2 separate regions of the Homo sapiens genome follow, and region 1 is linked to region 2. A link is a loop called in an ENCODE intact Hi-C map of the cell type or tissue named here. Cell type or tissue: PC-9. All regions are shown on one strand. Each heading gives the region's core, and the rest is flanking DNA. Links, peaks and the distances in the headings are about the cores only.

Evidence for each region. Peaks named below come from ENCODE experiments on the same cell type or tissue, not always from the same donor. Only the 100,000 strongest peaks of a DNase experiment are listed, where the experiment ranks them.
Region 1: it touches region 2 in a loop (3-fold over the local background); 1 of 110 quality-filtered maps calls a loop at or near these places.

What each region holds. Positions count from the first base shown.
Region 1 is chr1:65,171,436-65,179,279 of GRCh38, forward strand. All of the region lies in intron 1 of AK4 (adenylate kinase 4), which reads left to right. Among named protein-coding and RNA genes, the nearest start is that of AK4, 27 kb to the left of the region's middle. In PC-9, for the core only: no CTCF peak of the experiment used is centred there; DNase peaks (open chromatin) are centred at 3,256 and 4,175; H3K27ac peaks cover 1,618 bases.
Region 2 is chr1:65,244,805-65,252,648 of GRCh38, forward strand. No RefSeq gene overlaps it. Among named protein-coding and RNA genes, the nearest start is that of DNAJC6-AS1, 61 kb to the right of the region's middle. In PC-9, for the core only: no CTCF peak of the experiment used is centred there; a DNase peak (open chromatin) is centred at 3,197; H3K27ac peaks cover 1,772 bases.

The sequences.
Region 1 (7,844 bases), core at 1,268-5,267, 73 kb before region 2:
TAGCTGGGACTACAGGCGCCCGCCATCATGCCCGGCTAATTTTGTTTTTTCAGTAGAGACGGGGTTTCACTAAATTGGCCGGGCTGGTCTCAAACCCCTGACCTCCTGATCTGCCCACCTCGGCCTCCCAAAGTGATGGGATTACAGGTGTGAGCCACTGTGCCCAGCCAATAGTTGCTCTTAAAAGGTCAGGTAAAACGAATGTTGTTGATCGTTTGCCTAAAATATATAGGGTTGAATAGACTGATAATCACCATAGCAGCTATCATTGGATTTTATTAGGTTTAAATTTATCTGAAGATTGTCATGTCTTTAAGTCGCAAAGAAGTGGAATCTAATTATATACTTAGGGCTAGGCATGGTGGCTCATGCCTATAATCCCAGCACTTTGGGAGGCTGAAGTGGGTGGATCACTTGAGGTCAGGAGTTTTAGACCAGCCTGGCCAGTATGGTGAAACCCTAGCTCTAGTAAAAATAAAAAATTAGCATGGTGGCACATGCCTATAATCCCCGCTACTCGGGAGGCTGAGGCTTGAGAATTGCTTGAACCCAGGCGCAGAGGTTAAAGTAAGCCAAGATTGTGTCACTGCACTCCAACCTGAGCAACAGAGAGAGACTCCATCTCAAGTATATATATATATATATATATATATATATATATATATATATTTAAACTCATTACACTTCCCAAATATATATATATTTGGAATGAGTTTAAAACGTAAGCTTTACGTTTTTTAAAACGTAACTTTTGTTTGTTGACTGATGCCAGACGTTGCTGCCTTGGTGAAGTAGCTCTACTGCACCAAGTTAAAAAAGTTAATCGTCTTTAAAGACTGTAGGTATCTTCTGGTTTAGTGTTAAATAAAAAGAAAAAAGGGAGGGGAGATTCTTGTCTCGAATATGTCACCTTCTTTGTACCAGTTTTTAGAGAGCAGCTGTGGCAGCTGCTGAATTATATATGCCTGCTTTGTTTTCCTCCTTTTATTTGGCGGTGGAGAAAGTGTGACAATTTTAAAGTGACTCTAAAATTAGTATATCTGGTGGAGCATTCAATTTCATGAATGTGCTGTTTGGAATAGCAGTATGGAATCAAATAAGATGCAGAGACTTGGGTATAGAATAAGCTTACGAATGGAAATCAGGGGCCTGATGCACTACAGGCGGTTTGATTTATGACGGAAACATCCTCAGATATCCAGGAACTCATATATTGGAATAGAGACAACTGTGGGAATAGATTGTCCTACCCAGAAAGCAAAATCTGGCAGAGTTTGAGGTTTCTTATTGGGTAATTTTATCAGCTCGTTCTTAGATTAATTAGTAGAATAAGACTTCCAGAGTTGCAAGATGAAATGCGATGCTTTCTTCTCTTCTTCTTCGCTATTTCTACTTCTGGGCCATCTTGGCCAGCAAGAGATTTTTTTTTTTTTTTTTTTTTTTTTGATACGAACTCTCGCTCTGTTGCCCAGGCTGGAGTGCAATGACATGATCTGTGCTCACTGCAACCTCCACTTTCCGAGTTCAAGCGATTCTCCTGTCTCAACCTCTCAGGTAGCTGGGATTGCAGGCATGTGCCACCAAGCCTGGCTAATTTTCTGCATTTTTAGTGGAGACAGGGTTTCACCACGTTGGCTAGGCTGGTCTTGAATGCCTGACCTCAAGTGATCCACCTGACTTGGCCTCCCAAAGTGCTGGGATTGCAGGCGTGAGTCACTGCGCCCGGCCTAGCAAGAGATTTTTGAACCACAAGTCTTGGTCGTCAGTATTGAATCATTATGGTGTGTGGCATGGTAGTGGCTGCACCATGTTGGAGTAAATGTGTTCTCATGGTGGGGGATATTAGTGACCCTGGGTAACAGTCCATGGCACTTGGCTTGCACCACAGAGTTAACATACAGCAGATCAGCTGTCCCTGTCCTCCAGCTTTATATACCGAATTAGAAAGACTTGGGCCCTCATCCTTTACTCAGTGGCTTCCCGGCACTCCACACCACATCTCTAATACTGGGTATTTTCTCTGGTCACCTCTTCCTCAGATTGCATACTTCCCTGTAATTTTTCACTTCTGCGTTTCAGTCTTTCCTTGGAAAGGCTGCCCTTTCTGTATGACTTCATCCCATGTTGGACCCGACCCTCCTTCTTTCCTTCTCCCAAAGCACTACTCATACCTGTAATCCCAGCACTGTGGGAGGCCAAGGTGGGCAGATCGCTTGTGCTCAGGAGTTCGAGCCTGGGCGGCATGGTGGAACCTCATCTCTACAAAATACAAAAATAATTAGCCAGGCGTGGTAGCGCACGCCTGTAGCCACAGCTGCTTAGGAGACTGAGGTGGCAGGATCCCCTAAACCCGGGAAGCTGAGGATGCAGTGAGGCATAATTGTGCCACTGTACTCCAGTCTGGGTGACAAAGGGAGACCCTGTCTCAAAAAAAAAAAAATAGACTACTTAGCTGAGGTGGTTGTATTAAGGTTTGGGGTGATGGGGATTAGAGTCTGGCACAAGGAAGTTGACATGGCATGTTAGACACCGGTGTCCTAAAAACCTATCAGCCATTCCCCACACACCCCTTCAGCCACTGCCTGCCCCTCCCCTGGCTTAGGTTCAGCTCACTGATTTCTTGCTCTTTTCCCTTCTGGAGAGTCTGCTCTTTTTCTGTTCCTCAGCTTTCAATCCTCCAATACCAGAAGGATTTGGCTTTCTAATCCAGAATAGTTTCCCTCTTCACCCTCAACCCCCCAAATAAACCCTAGCCTTACCTTTATTGATCCAAAAACTCATTAGTTTTTCCTGAATGAAGGGCCCAGAGCAAAGCATAGGCAGATGTTTTGACACTCTAGTTGTTTTTTTTTTAACCTGATTAAATTTTTAGATGAAGTTTATTTTCCCCCAAGTCTCTCTAAGAATACAAGGAACTCGTTTTCTTAATTCAGAGACTGAGTTTTCTTAATTTTCTTTCTTAAATTCAGAGACCGAATTTCCCTTTGGCAAAGACAGATCCTCGAGTGTCAGGACTTATTATTATTTTTTTCTTGGCTACAATTTGCCTTCTTTTTTCTTTTAACATACCTCATTTACTCACTTAATTTAAAAAATACTGTTGGGATCCTTTGCTCCCTGAGCCTTTGTTTAAGTCACTGAGCTCAACAAGACCTGCCCTTGAGGTGTTCTCAGTTCACAAGGGGAAAGGGGAAAGGGACAGATGGTTGAACAAAGAATTACGGTGTGAGAGAAATTGCTTGAGGAAGTGAGCAAAGGCTTTGGACACAGGGTCTAGGGAGCTACTTGCTGTAGGGCATGTGTTAAGAGTTCAGGCTTTGGAACCACATTGACTGGGAAGCCAGCCAGGCAAGTTACTCAAACACTTTCTATTTCTTCAACCACAAACCAAGAATAATAATGGTACTACTTCATACGGTTGTTGTAAGAATTAATTGAGATAATACGTACAAGGGAGTATAGAAAGACTTGACCCAATATTTGCTTATTTATTTTTTCTTTTTAAAATTTTTATGGATATCTATTTTTAATGTGCTCCATGGTAGGAATTAGCTTAATCCTGCAATTAAGTGAAACACATTTTAAGAATGTATAATATTTTCTCTTTTTGTGTGCCACTTTTTATTTTAAACAACCAAAATAGTGGTCATGACCTTCATTTGACAACCCCTGGTCCAGTACTTCCTAAGTGTTTCATTACTGTTGCCACTGGTATCGTTGTTCTTGCTGGCTGTTGAAGGATGATTGTGTGTTGGCCCGCTCAGTGGACTGCTTGTCCTTGCTGATTGCTGAGGAGGTCCTGTCAGAAGAGTGTCCGCATCAGCTCTCCCTGTTCCCGTTTCCCTTCCGGAGGTTGCTGAGCAGCACACATTTTTGGAGCCCTTGCTGTAGTTCTCCAACAGGGCATTGCCAGAGTTACTACAGAGAGAGAGAGGGAAGACTCTCATGGGCAGCAGTAGCAATCCATCCTGTGTGAGCAGATGGCACTGGAGAATAGCAGCCTTGCTTCTGCTGAGCTGCAGCCAAGATCCTGTTCAGAGAGGCAGCCAACAAGGTGCATGGCACAGCCGGATAGATTCACACTCTGGGCCTTGTGCAATGGCAAGGAATTACTATTTGTGTTGCTTTAAAAGTGACATTCCTCCTTATCCTCTGAATGCGTCTAGTACTTGGGCTGTGCTCAGGTTACAGGGAGGCTGTTCTATGGTTTTTACAGAGTAAGAAAATCCAGAGGGCCCCTGAGATTTCCAATGTAATCCTACTCTGTAGGGCTGAAAGTGCCTGCTATGGTGGATACCAAGGCAGATTTCCAGAACATGAGCTTGAGGAGACGGTTAAACATTCTGGGTTTAAAACTCTTCTGTGATTTTGGCAAATCTTTCAGATTACTTGCCGTTTTCCTATTTGCTCCCTTGCCCAACTTCTGTTGCATTCATCCCAATCTGCTTTTCTCCTCCGCTGCTTATATAAAGCCGCGTGTGGTATTACACCAGATGTTCATGGTGTGTTTATGAATGCATGTGTTCCTATCCCGGGCCAAGAAAATACACTTGACATAGGACGTCCAAAATTTTTTGGCTTATGAAGCTCCAGTATCTTTTACTTTCACTACTTATTTAATTTTAAAAGAAGGTTACTGTACTGTTTTATTCTTTGAATAAATATGAAGGGTGAAATAATAATTGATCTGCTGGCGGAATGAGAAAGCCTAAGGAGGAAGAATTGTCTGGATATCCTTTGTGCTTAGAGATTGGATCACCTTCTTTTTCAGTAATGCCAGCCCCTCCCCTACCCAAAGTCATGGCTGTTGTCCATGCATCTTTTTATCTTGGCTATTATAGAAGCATACCCACTGCCAACACATTTCTGGACCCTGGGTACAAAATTAGACTAAGTGAATATAAATATCCAGTCTGGCTAGAGAGAAAAGAGTGAAGAGGCCTCATGAAGCATTGGCCCTTATTCTCAGGAAGCGTTCTAGGGAAAGTATGGTAGAAAGAACACTAAATGATGATTCAGGCCTGAGTTCCCATCCCGACTCCACCTCTCACGTTTAGAACGGGCATAATGATCAGTTGATTTCGCTGCCCGTGAATGCCGGGAGACTCTCCTTAGTCTGTAAAGTCCCCTCCTCACCACAGAGATGGAACCTCTGTGGTTTAAGGAAAGCTGGTGTGGGGAGGCTAGTCCTCTACCCTTCACACAAGCCTCCAAATGCAGGGAGTTGAAGTGCCACCACAGAGATAGCAGAGGTCGAACGGTCTACCTCTCTCTTGCAGATGAGGAAACTTGAGGCCACGATAAGTGAAATACATTGCTGTGTTGAGAGTCCTGTGGGCAGTGAGCTGAAAGCAGAACAAAGAGCTGGGACTCCTGATTCCCAGCCTGGCAGTAGTAGTTCCTGGTGTCATATTTGCCATTGCCTCAGTATGAAGCCATTCCAGTATTTCAGTGTTTTTAAAAAGGTATTGTCCCTTGATAAAATGCAGATGTCAGGAAATAAATCACATTACAAATTCTTTCATTTTTAATCTCACAATTAGTGATTAAGAGATGCATATTTGTACTTTCGAGCTCAAATCTAGGTTAAATAATTTTTCATTTTACTATTAATCTGCTTTTGACTTAGGTGATAATCGATTGTGCAGATCACAGATTTGAGTAATGTTGGCTACAACTTCCTTTGGTTGAAGACCAACAATAATTGCCGCTATCATGAGCTAAATATTGCAGACTAAATGACAAAGGAAAGGTATTGAAGACGGGTGTATTCCATATGAGGTCTCTTTTTCCCTCAGAGACCAGTGACTAATATGCCACGAGCATATTAGTCTAATATCCAAAGGAACAAAAATGAGTAGGATTATAGTCTTTACAGTTTCAAAGTTTTAAAAATTATATTAAATAAGTTATAAACCTGTCTTTGTTGTCTTCTTTAGGAATAGCTTACAAATCCCTGCTGGCTTGGGATTTATTAGGACACTTTTAGGGTAAAATTTATCTGTGTCACACAGACACCCAGAGGAGATGGCACAAAGAGAAGCAGTTGAGTTTTGTTGGTGAAGCCTTGTACAACCTTCCTTGAGGTGACTTCCGCGTACCTATATGTTAAAAACGGTAAATTGTTTCCTTAATGCTAAACTTCCTGCTGCTTCTGTCAGAGAATACTTTGGAATCCTAATCTCAGAAATCTTTCAGAGTTGACTCATGCATTTTGTGGGTGTTTAAGAATGTCAGATAGCTTCAGGAGGAGCAAGCATCCACTTGTTGGGAACAGACCCTTCCTTGTTAAGAGATCAGGCTTGGGATCCAAACACAACCTGTGGTAATGATCTTTCTGCACCAATTTGTGTAGACTGAAGCAACGGTTGTGAGAACCAAGGGCAACATGCACCAAATGTCCACTTATGTAGTCTAATCAGGTAAGAGAATGCTTTGCTTAATTCAGTAATTTTCCTCAGTTATTCAAGGCTTGCCAAAGAATCAGACTATAAGATAGCATTTAAAAAAAAAAAACATTGCTGCACATGATGTTTCATTTGTTGAGAAGGGTTTTCTGAGTCTTAATTGCCTGAAAGTCATGACCGTGGCTGTCAGGGGTGAACGATACAAAAAGTAAGGTATGGTAAAGGGTGTAATGAGAAGTTCATCTAATAATTTGTAGGGTCCTGTGGATGGGAAGGTGGAAGAGTTCAAAGGTATGATAATTCTTCATCTCAAGTAGAGTGGCTCTTGCTTGACTGTTAAGATAGCCTCTGGCCTCAAGGGGATTATAATCTGCTCTGGAGGATTTGTAAACAATGTCTGTTCCACTGGAGGAGTGAAATGTCAGGTAAAGGTACAAGGCCACTGCATATGATTGTACAAATCGTGGCCTGTTGAGGGGAACCTGGCTAAGGGGTGTGTGAGGCCTGTAGTCCAACCCTGGTTCTGCCCACCGAGCTGTGTTCTCCGGCACACGGCTGAGTCTGCCTGGAGAAATGAGCATCTTGAAATGTGTGCATAGCCACAATGTGTTTACTCAGCTGGGGGCCCACAGGGCTGCCTCTTCCCAAAGGGAACACCTCTGTAGTACAGACACCGAATGAACTAACTTTAGCCCATGTGCTGGTAGATTACAGAAGGGGGGATTAACTCTCAAGGTAAGATAGGAGAAAAATGATCAGGGAAAGCTTCTTAGAGGAACACACAAACTGAAGGGTGTTTCTTCCAGCCAACATTTGCTAGCCCTTCAGAAGCCCAACTCCAGTGTGGGAAGCTTCTTTTGGACCTGAGGTCAGATTGGGGTGTCCACCTCTGTCTTCTGTTCCGTCTTTCCTCCACGAGTCTGTAGATTGCGGGAGGGTAGGAACCACAGTCGCACTTGACTCTGTGCCTGGCACAGACAAGGGGTCAAAGGATGAATGATAAGGAAATGAGGGTGGGAGGTGAGGTTGAGAAGTAGTTTCCAGCTAGATCAGAGAGACCTTGAATGCTATCCTAAGGAGTATTCATCCATGCCATCCTACAAGCCAAGGAACACACTGTGGTGTCAGCAAGGGAGCGACTTGTGCCACCTTGTGTTTTTGGAAGGTCTATCTTGGAGTTGTGTCTAGGATGGATTGGGGGAGGGAGAGGGTCTGGGAGAGAGGAAAGGAAGCTGACTGGTGAGGAGATATGGAATTAAAGGATGCTTATAATTTGGTAGGAAACAGCCACATAGAAACTGAGTTTTTAGTTAGTTAGATACAGTACCTAAAGGAAGCACTGGTTATACAGAGCAGGACCAGGTATTTCCTTACAGTCAGCAGCTCGGTTCTTTAGTAAGAACCTGTCCCTTTTATACAGGTGCTAGTGTCATATTT
Region 2 (7,844 bases), core at 1,277-5,276:
AAGAACTTAGGAGGGCTCTAGGTTCTATTTTTTAGAAAGATATTGTGAAAGGAGAAAATATTCAAAGGACAGGGAAAGGATATAGAAGGAGCAGAAGGAGGGTGTGACAGGGGAGGGGGCAACTGTTTGTATTCTTCAGCTGTAATGAGTAGCCCAAGGCAGAACAAAGACCAGCAACAAAATGCCATAAGAAGACAGTTCTGTGTTCAATTCAAGGAAGGCCTGCAATGCTCAAATTATCCTGTTATGGATAAGACTGAGTTTCCTTTCCTTTGCGTCCCCTGCCAACTGGGATGATGATGATGTTATGAACAATAATGCTTACCATTTAGTGAGTGTTTACTAAGTGTTTTTCACTATCTTGTTTAATCCTCCCTACAATGCTATGAAGGTCAGAGAGATTAAATAACTTGCCCAAGGGTTGAGTGTCCACCCACAACCCCACAAAAGGGGGTATGTTGGTCTGTTTGGGCTACTGTAACAAAATACTATAAATTGAGTTGGGTAGTTACAAAGAACAGAAATCTCTTTCTTTCTTTTTCTTTTCTTTCTTTACACCTTTGACTTCTTAGGCTCAAGTGATCCTCCCACCTCAGCCTCCCAAAGTGTTGTTATTACAGGCATGAGCCACCATGTCCAGCCCAGAAATTTCTTTCTCATAGTTGTAGAGGCTGGGAAGTCCAAGATAAAGACAGATGTGGTCTCTAGTGAAGGCATGCTTTCTGCCTCATAGATAATGTCTTCTTGCTGTGTCCTCACATGGTGGAAGGGGAAAGGCAGCTCTCTGGGCCTCTTTTATAAGGTCACTAATCCATTCATAAGGGCTCTGCCCTCATGACCTAATTACCTCTCAAAGGCCCCATCTCCTAATACCATCACCCTAGTGATTAGGTTTTAATGTACACATTTTGGGAGACAGAAACATTCAGACCATTGCAAAGGGGATAGTCCAGTATGTCTATATTTCATGCACTTTTTGCAAAATGAGGGTACAGCCTATTTGACAATCCATCGTAAGGTTTGATACACAGGGGATGTTCAGTGTACATTAGTTGAAGGAGAAACAATAATCTATGGCCAGATGTGGTGGCTCACATCTGTAATCCCAGCACTTTGGGAGGCCGAGGTGGGCAGATTGCTTGAGGTCAGGAGTTCGAGACCACCCTGGCCAACATGGTGAAACCCCGTCTCTACTAAAAATACAAAAATTAGCCAGGCATGGTGGTGAGTGCTTGTAATCCCAGCTACTCTGGAGGCTGAGGCAGGAGAATCTCTTGAACCCAGGAGGTGGAGGTTGCAGTAAGCCAAGATCTCGCCACTGCACTCCAGCCTGGGCAACAGAGCAAGACTCCATCCCCTGCTCCAAAAAAAAAAAAAAAAAAATTATAATCTCTGAAAAGGAGTAAGCCATAGTGAAGTAAGAAGGACTTTGGAATAAAATGCTCTGCTTGTGCAGATCTTGAAATGATCTTGAAATGAGCCCAAGGTACGTGAATCATGTTTCTAGAGCAGCCCTTGTCCAATAGAACATTGTGTAATGATAGAAATGTTCCATGACTGTGACATACAATAGATAGCCACTGGCCACATGTAGGTCTCACTCTTTCATCTTGTGAACTTTTTAGCAAAATGAGAGTGCAGCCTATTTGACAATCCACTGTAAGTTTTGATACTTGTGGATGTTCAGTGTACACTAGTCGAAGGAGAAAGGAATAGGAGTAAACCATAGCGAAATAAGAAGGGCTTTGGAATAAAATGCTTTGCTTGTGGATATAGATCTTGAAACAAGCCCAAAGTACATGAAGCATGTTTCTAGAGCAGTGATTGTCCAACAGAATATTCTGGAATGATAGAAATGTTTCATGACTATGACATACAATAGATAGCTACTAGCCACATGTAGGTATCACTCCTTAATCTTGTAAGCTTTAGATTAAAAAATAAATTTAAAGTGGAGACTACCCTTAATTGTTTTCTGTGCTAATGACAGTCCTATTGTCATTGCCACTGGGGAAACAGAAATGTGAAACAACACTATTGGTTCCAGTGGCTCCAGAGGCATTTGGGTTAGGTTATATAGTTTAGCTTATATTCTGGAATATAAGTTTATATTAGGTTATATAGTTTAGGTTATATTCTGGAACTTTCTGTAAAAGAGGACGGGCAACAGGGTTCCTCAAGCATAATAAAAGAAAGACATTTAAATAATGAAGTTTCAAGGATGTGATCTTCTCCAAAAACCAAGACCTTCTTATTTCTCTCTCTTTAGCCACACACATGCATATACCACACATTTATTTATTCATTGCAAAAAAAAAAAAAGCCATTCTGTCAGGTATGGTGGCTCATGCCTGTAATCCCAGCACTTTGGTAGGCTGAGGTGGGAGGATCGCTTGAGCCCAGGAATTCAAACCAGACTGGGCAATAGAGTGAGACCCCGTCTCTACAGAAAATAAAACAATTAGCTGGGTGTGATGGTGTGTGCCTATAGTCCCAGCTACTCTGGAGGCTGAGGTGGGAGGAATGTCTGAGCCTGGGAGGTTGAGGCTACAGTGAACTGAGATCATGTCACTGTACTCCAGCCTGGGTGACAGAGTGAAACCTTGTCTCAAAAAAAAAAAAAAAAAAAAAAAAAGCCATCCTTTTTGTCTGTCACTGTCTCTCTCAATGGACAAAGTATTATAGTAAGCTATCATTTACTGAGACTATTTCATCATTTACATGTAACAGCAAAACTTATCACAACTGTGAATTAGGTGCTAGGTATTATTTCCATTTTACAGATTGGGAAACAGAGACTTAGAGAAGTTAGGCAAGTTGGCCAAGGCTGTAAAGTCAGTCAGTGGCCGAGCCAGGATTCATACAGTTGTGCTTAGCTGGGAAGTCTAGGTCCTTTCTACTAGCTCTCCTCCACTCACACCACACACATGTGTGCATATACATGCATGCACACACACGGATCTTGTATCCTGTTGACTTTGAGTACTGTCATAATCATATTTCTGGACCTAGCTTTGTAAACACAATGACATGCATGGAATTCAGGATTTTTTTTTTCCCATTTTGTTTTTCTCCAAGCCCAGTGAACCAGATGTACAAATAAGTGGGCTTACTTGGTTTGCATTTTTGACATTTGAAAAGAAATTCCATGTTGCTCATGCTCATGAATGTGCCTCAGGCACTTGGGTGTTTCCACTTGGTGGAAGATCTTCTCTCAGACCACATTCTTTTCCCATGGACTCCAGAGACTGTGGCAAAAGCCTGCCACTGGATCTGCCTGGAGCGAGCAGTGATTGTGGGAGTCAGAGGCTTCTGGTCTTTTTTCAGCTCCAGTTGGAAGAGTGCCATAAAATCATGTGATGTTTGGACTAAAAGGGCAAGCCAAAGAATGTCCCTTGCATCTTTCTCTGACCAGTGAAGTCGAAGCAGTGAGCAAGGAGGCCTCTCCAAGGAGCTGTTTCAATCCACTGGATGTGCCAGGACTCACCAGGAATAAAAGGTTAGTCTCTAAGCCAGGCCCAATGGGGCTATTAACACTTAGCACTACTTCAGACCAGCCAGTGAGAGTCAGGATGCACAGGGAAGGAGAGTGGGAGACCCTGGAAGGGAACTTCTAGGTCATCTGGTTAAGTTTCCTCCACTAACAGGAGTGAGTAGCAGTGTTGGTGGTCAAGTAGTAAGCTAGGAGGAGAAAGGACATAACTAGTCTTTTACAGATGGTTTGGTTAACCAGGACTAGATTTCTAGGTGTCTTAACCCTGAGGCCAGGTGAAAGGTCCCAGGACAGAGGGCAACCCTAATTGGTGGCACGTGGTCACCATTCCTGAGTAGCTTTGCTAATTAGATCACTTTTTTTTTTTTTTTTGAGACAGGGTCTCCCTCTGTCGCCCAGGCTGGAGTGCAATGGCATGACCTTGGCTCACTGCAACCTCTGCCTTCAAGTGATTCTCCTGCCTCAGACTCCTGAGTAGCTGGGATTATAGGCGCATACTACCACACCTGACTATTTTTGTAGTTTTAGTAGAGAGGAGGTTTCATCCTATTGGCCAGGCTGGTCTTGAACTCCTGACCTCAAGTGATCCACCTGCCTCAGCCTCCCAAAGTGTTGGGATTACAGGTGTGAGCCACCGCGCCCAGCCAAGGTCACTCTTCTAAAGGCCTATTTCTTCAGTCCGGATGCCAGGGAGAGTGAGCTGCTGTAGAAGAAAGCAGCTTATTGCTGATAGACAGAGAACATCTCTCAATTTCTACCTTCTCCCCAGTTTCCTTCTTCATTTCATATTTAGAGCTTCCTATTCTTCTTCTTCTTCTTTTTTTTTTTTGAGACAGAATCTTGCTCTGTCACCCAGGCTGGAGTGCAGTGGCGCAATCTGGGCTCACTGCAACCTCCCTCTCCCAGGATCAAGTGATTCTCCTGTCTCAGCTACCCAAGTAGCCAGGACTACAGACGCGTGCCACCATGGCCAGCTAATATTAGAGATGAGGTTTCACCATGCTGACTAGGCTGGTCTCAAACTCCTGACCTCAGGCAATCTGCTGGCCTTGGCCTCCCAAAGTGCTGGGATTACAGGTGTGAGCCACCACATTGGGCCAGCTTCCTATTCTTCTGAATTAGAGAAAGAATAAAATGGGTTTTTCCCAAATTTCTCTCTCTCTCTGTCTCTCTCTCTTTTGTTGTTGTTTTTTTGAGACAGGGTCTTGCTCTGTCTCAAAAACTCCCAGGCTGGAGTGCAGTGGCATGATCATGGCCCCCTGCAGCCTCAACCTCACAGGTTCAAGCAATCCTCCCAAGTAGCCGGGAGTACAGATGCATGCCACTGCACTGGGCTAATCTTTTGATTTTTTTTGTAGAGACAAGGGCTCACTATGTTGCCCAGACTGGTCTTGAACTCCTGGGCTCAAGCAATCCTCCCACCTTGGCCTCCCAAAGTGCTGGGATTATAGTCATGAGCCACTGCATCTAAAATTTATTATAGAGTGTTACTTTTCTAGACCACTAAGGGCCTCACTCTGAACTGGGAGGGTAACTTAACTCTTCCTGACAGACCTGGGCCTCCATGCTACTGTAACCTCTTTGAGTCCTCCATACCTCCACCCTGGGACTTAGCAAATGGTCTTTGGCCTCCTTGAGTGAGCAAGAGGTAGTGAGGAAGTCCAGTGCAGTCATGAAGTCATGAGCCTAGGTTGAATTGTGATTCAGCTGAATTTTTTTTTTTTTGAGACGGAGTCTTGCTCTGTCGCCAGGCTGGAGTGCAGTGGCTCAATCTCGGCTCACTGCAACTTCTGCTTCCTGGGTTCAAGTGATTCTCCTGCTTCATCCTCCCCAGTAGCTGAGATTACAGGTGTGCGCCACCATGCCCGGCTAATTTTTGTATTTTTAGTAGAGACAGGGTTTCACCATGTTGGCCAGGATGGCCTCGATCTCCTGACCTTGTGATCCACCCATCTTGGCATCCCAAAGTGCTAGGATTACAGGTGTGAGCCACTGCGCCTGGCTGACTCAGCTGAATTTTAAGTATTGAAGTGAACTATACGAAATTGTTGATATGCAATCTAAAAACATTAAAATGTTTTGTTTTGAGATAATTGTAGATTGATATGTAGTTGTAAGGAATAATACAGAGAGACCCCATGTACTCTTTTGCCCATTTTCTCCTAATAGTAACATTGTGCAAAACTATAATCTAATATAGTAACCAATAAGTTGATATTGATACAGTAAAGATACATACAGAACAGTTTCATCACCACAGAACAATTTCATCACCACAGAATCTCTTCTATAGCCACATCCACCCTGCCCCTCCCTGGCAGCTACGATTTTGTCCTCCATTTGTATAATTTTACCATTTTAAGAATGTTACATAAATGAAAATGTAAAGTATGTAACATTTTGGGATTAGCTTTTTTCACTTATGGTAATTCCTTGGAGATTCACTGAGCTTGTTATATGTGTCAATAGTTTGTTACTTTTTATTGCTCACTAGTATTCCATGGTATGCATGTACCACAGCTTGTTTAACCATTGACCCATTAAAAGATGCCTGGGTTGTTTCCAGTTTTGGGTTGTTACAAAGTAAAGCTACTGAACATTCCTTTTATAGGTTTTTGTGTGTTTTCATTTTTTCTGGGATAAGTACACAAGAGTGCAACTGCTGGGTCATATGGTAGTTCTGTGTTTAGTTTTATAAGAAACTGCTAAACTCTTCCAGGGTGGTTGTACCAGTTTACATTCCTGCCAGTGATGTAGGAGTGATTCAGTTTCTCGGCTACATCCTCATTCTGTCAGGTGTGTAGTGATATCTCATTGTGGTTTTAATTTGTATTTCCCTAATGGCTAACAATGTTGAATTTCTTTTCATATGCTTGTTATCTATGTATCTGTTTCAGGGAAATATGCGTTTATGTCTTTTGCACATTTTAATTTTTTTTTTTTTTGAGACAGAATCTTACTATATTGCCTACGTTGGAGTGCAATGGCGTGATCTTGGCTTACTGCAACCTCTACCTCCTGGATTCAAACAGTTCTCCTGCCTCAGCCTCCCAAGTCCCTGGGATTACAGGCATGCACCACTATGCCCGGCTAATGTTGTATTTTTAGTACAGACAGGGTTTCACCATGTTGGTCAGCCTGGTCTTGAACTCCTGACCTCAGGTGATCCACCTGCCTTGGCCTCCCAAAGTACTGAGATTACAGGTGTGAGCCACTGCACCCGCCAGTTTGTTTGTTTTTTAATGCTGAGTTTTGAGAATTCTTTACATATTCTAAATACTCCTTTGTTGGCTATGTGGTTTCAAGTATTTTGCCCAGTTGGTAGTATGTCTTTTCATCTTCTTAACAGGGTCTTTCACAGAGCAAAAATAATCTTGATAAGGTCCAACATATCAATTTTTCCTCTTATTGTGCTTTTGGTAACAAGCCACAGAACTCTTTGTATAGCTCTGGGTACTAGAAAATTTTCTCCTATTTCTTTCTAAGTTTTATAGTTTTACATTTAAGTCTAGAATCCATTTTGACTTGATTTTTGTATAAGGTATGAAGTTTGGGTCCTGGATTTTCTCTCTTTTTTTTTTTTCCTATGGATGTCCAATTGCTCCAACATCATTTGTTGAAAAAGCACATTTCTTCCACTGAATTGCTTTTGATCCTTTGTCAAAAATTAGTTGGACAGATTTACGTGGGTCCATTCTATTTCTGGGTCTTTATTCTGTTCCGTTGATATGTGTCTATTTTTCTGCCAACACTGCACGGTTTTTGAAATTGTACCTTTACAGTAGGCTTCAAGTTTGGGTGGAGTGATTCCTCCCATTTTATTTTATATACACACACCTTTCCTCCCCAACCCCCAATCATTTGAAGGCATGTTAAATGCATCGTGGCTCTTTATTCCTAAATGCCTTCGTGTGTATTTTCTTTTTAAATTTTTTTTTATATTTTTCAATTTTTAATAAGAGAGACAAAAGGTTTCACCACATTGCCCAGGCTGGTCTTGAACTCCTGAGCTCAAGCCACCTGCCCACCTCAGCCTCCAAAAGTGCTGGGATTACAGGCGAAGCCACCGTGTGGGGCTTCAGTGTGTGTTTTCTTAAAATAGGGATATTTTCTTACATAATCGCAGTGTAGTTATTAATGTCAGCAAGTTTTTTATTGATAAACATTTTTCTCTAATCTGCTACATATATATATATATATATACACATTTTTGTAAAATTAACTCAGTAATGTGCTTTAGAGCCTTAAAAAACAAAAACAAAAAACTACAAAACAGTGTCCAGTCTAGAGTCAGGTGGTATTGTATTTAGCTGCAATGTCTCTTCTGTCACCTTTTTTTTTTTTTTTTTTT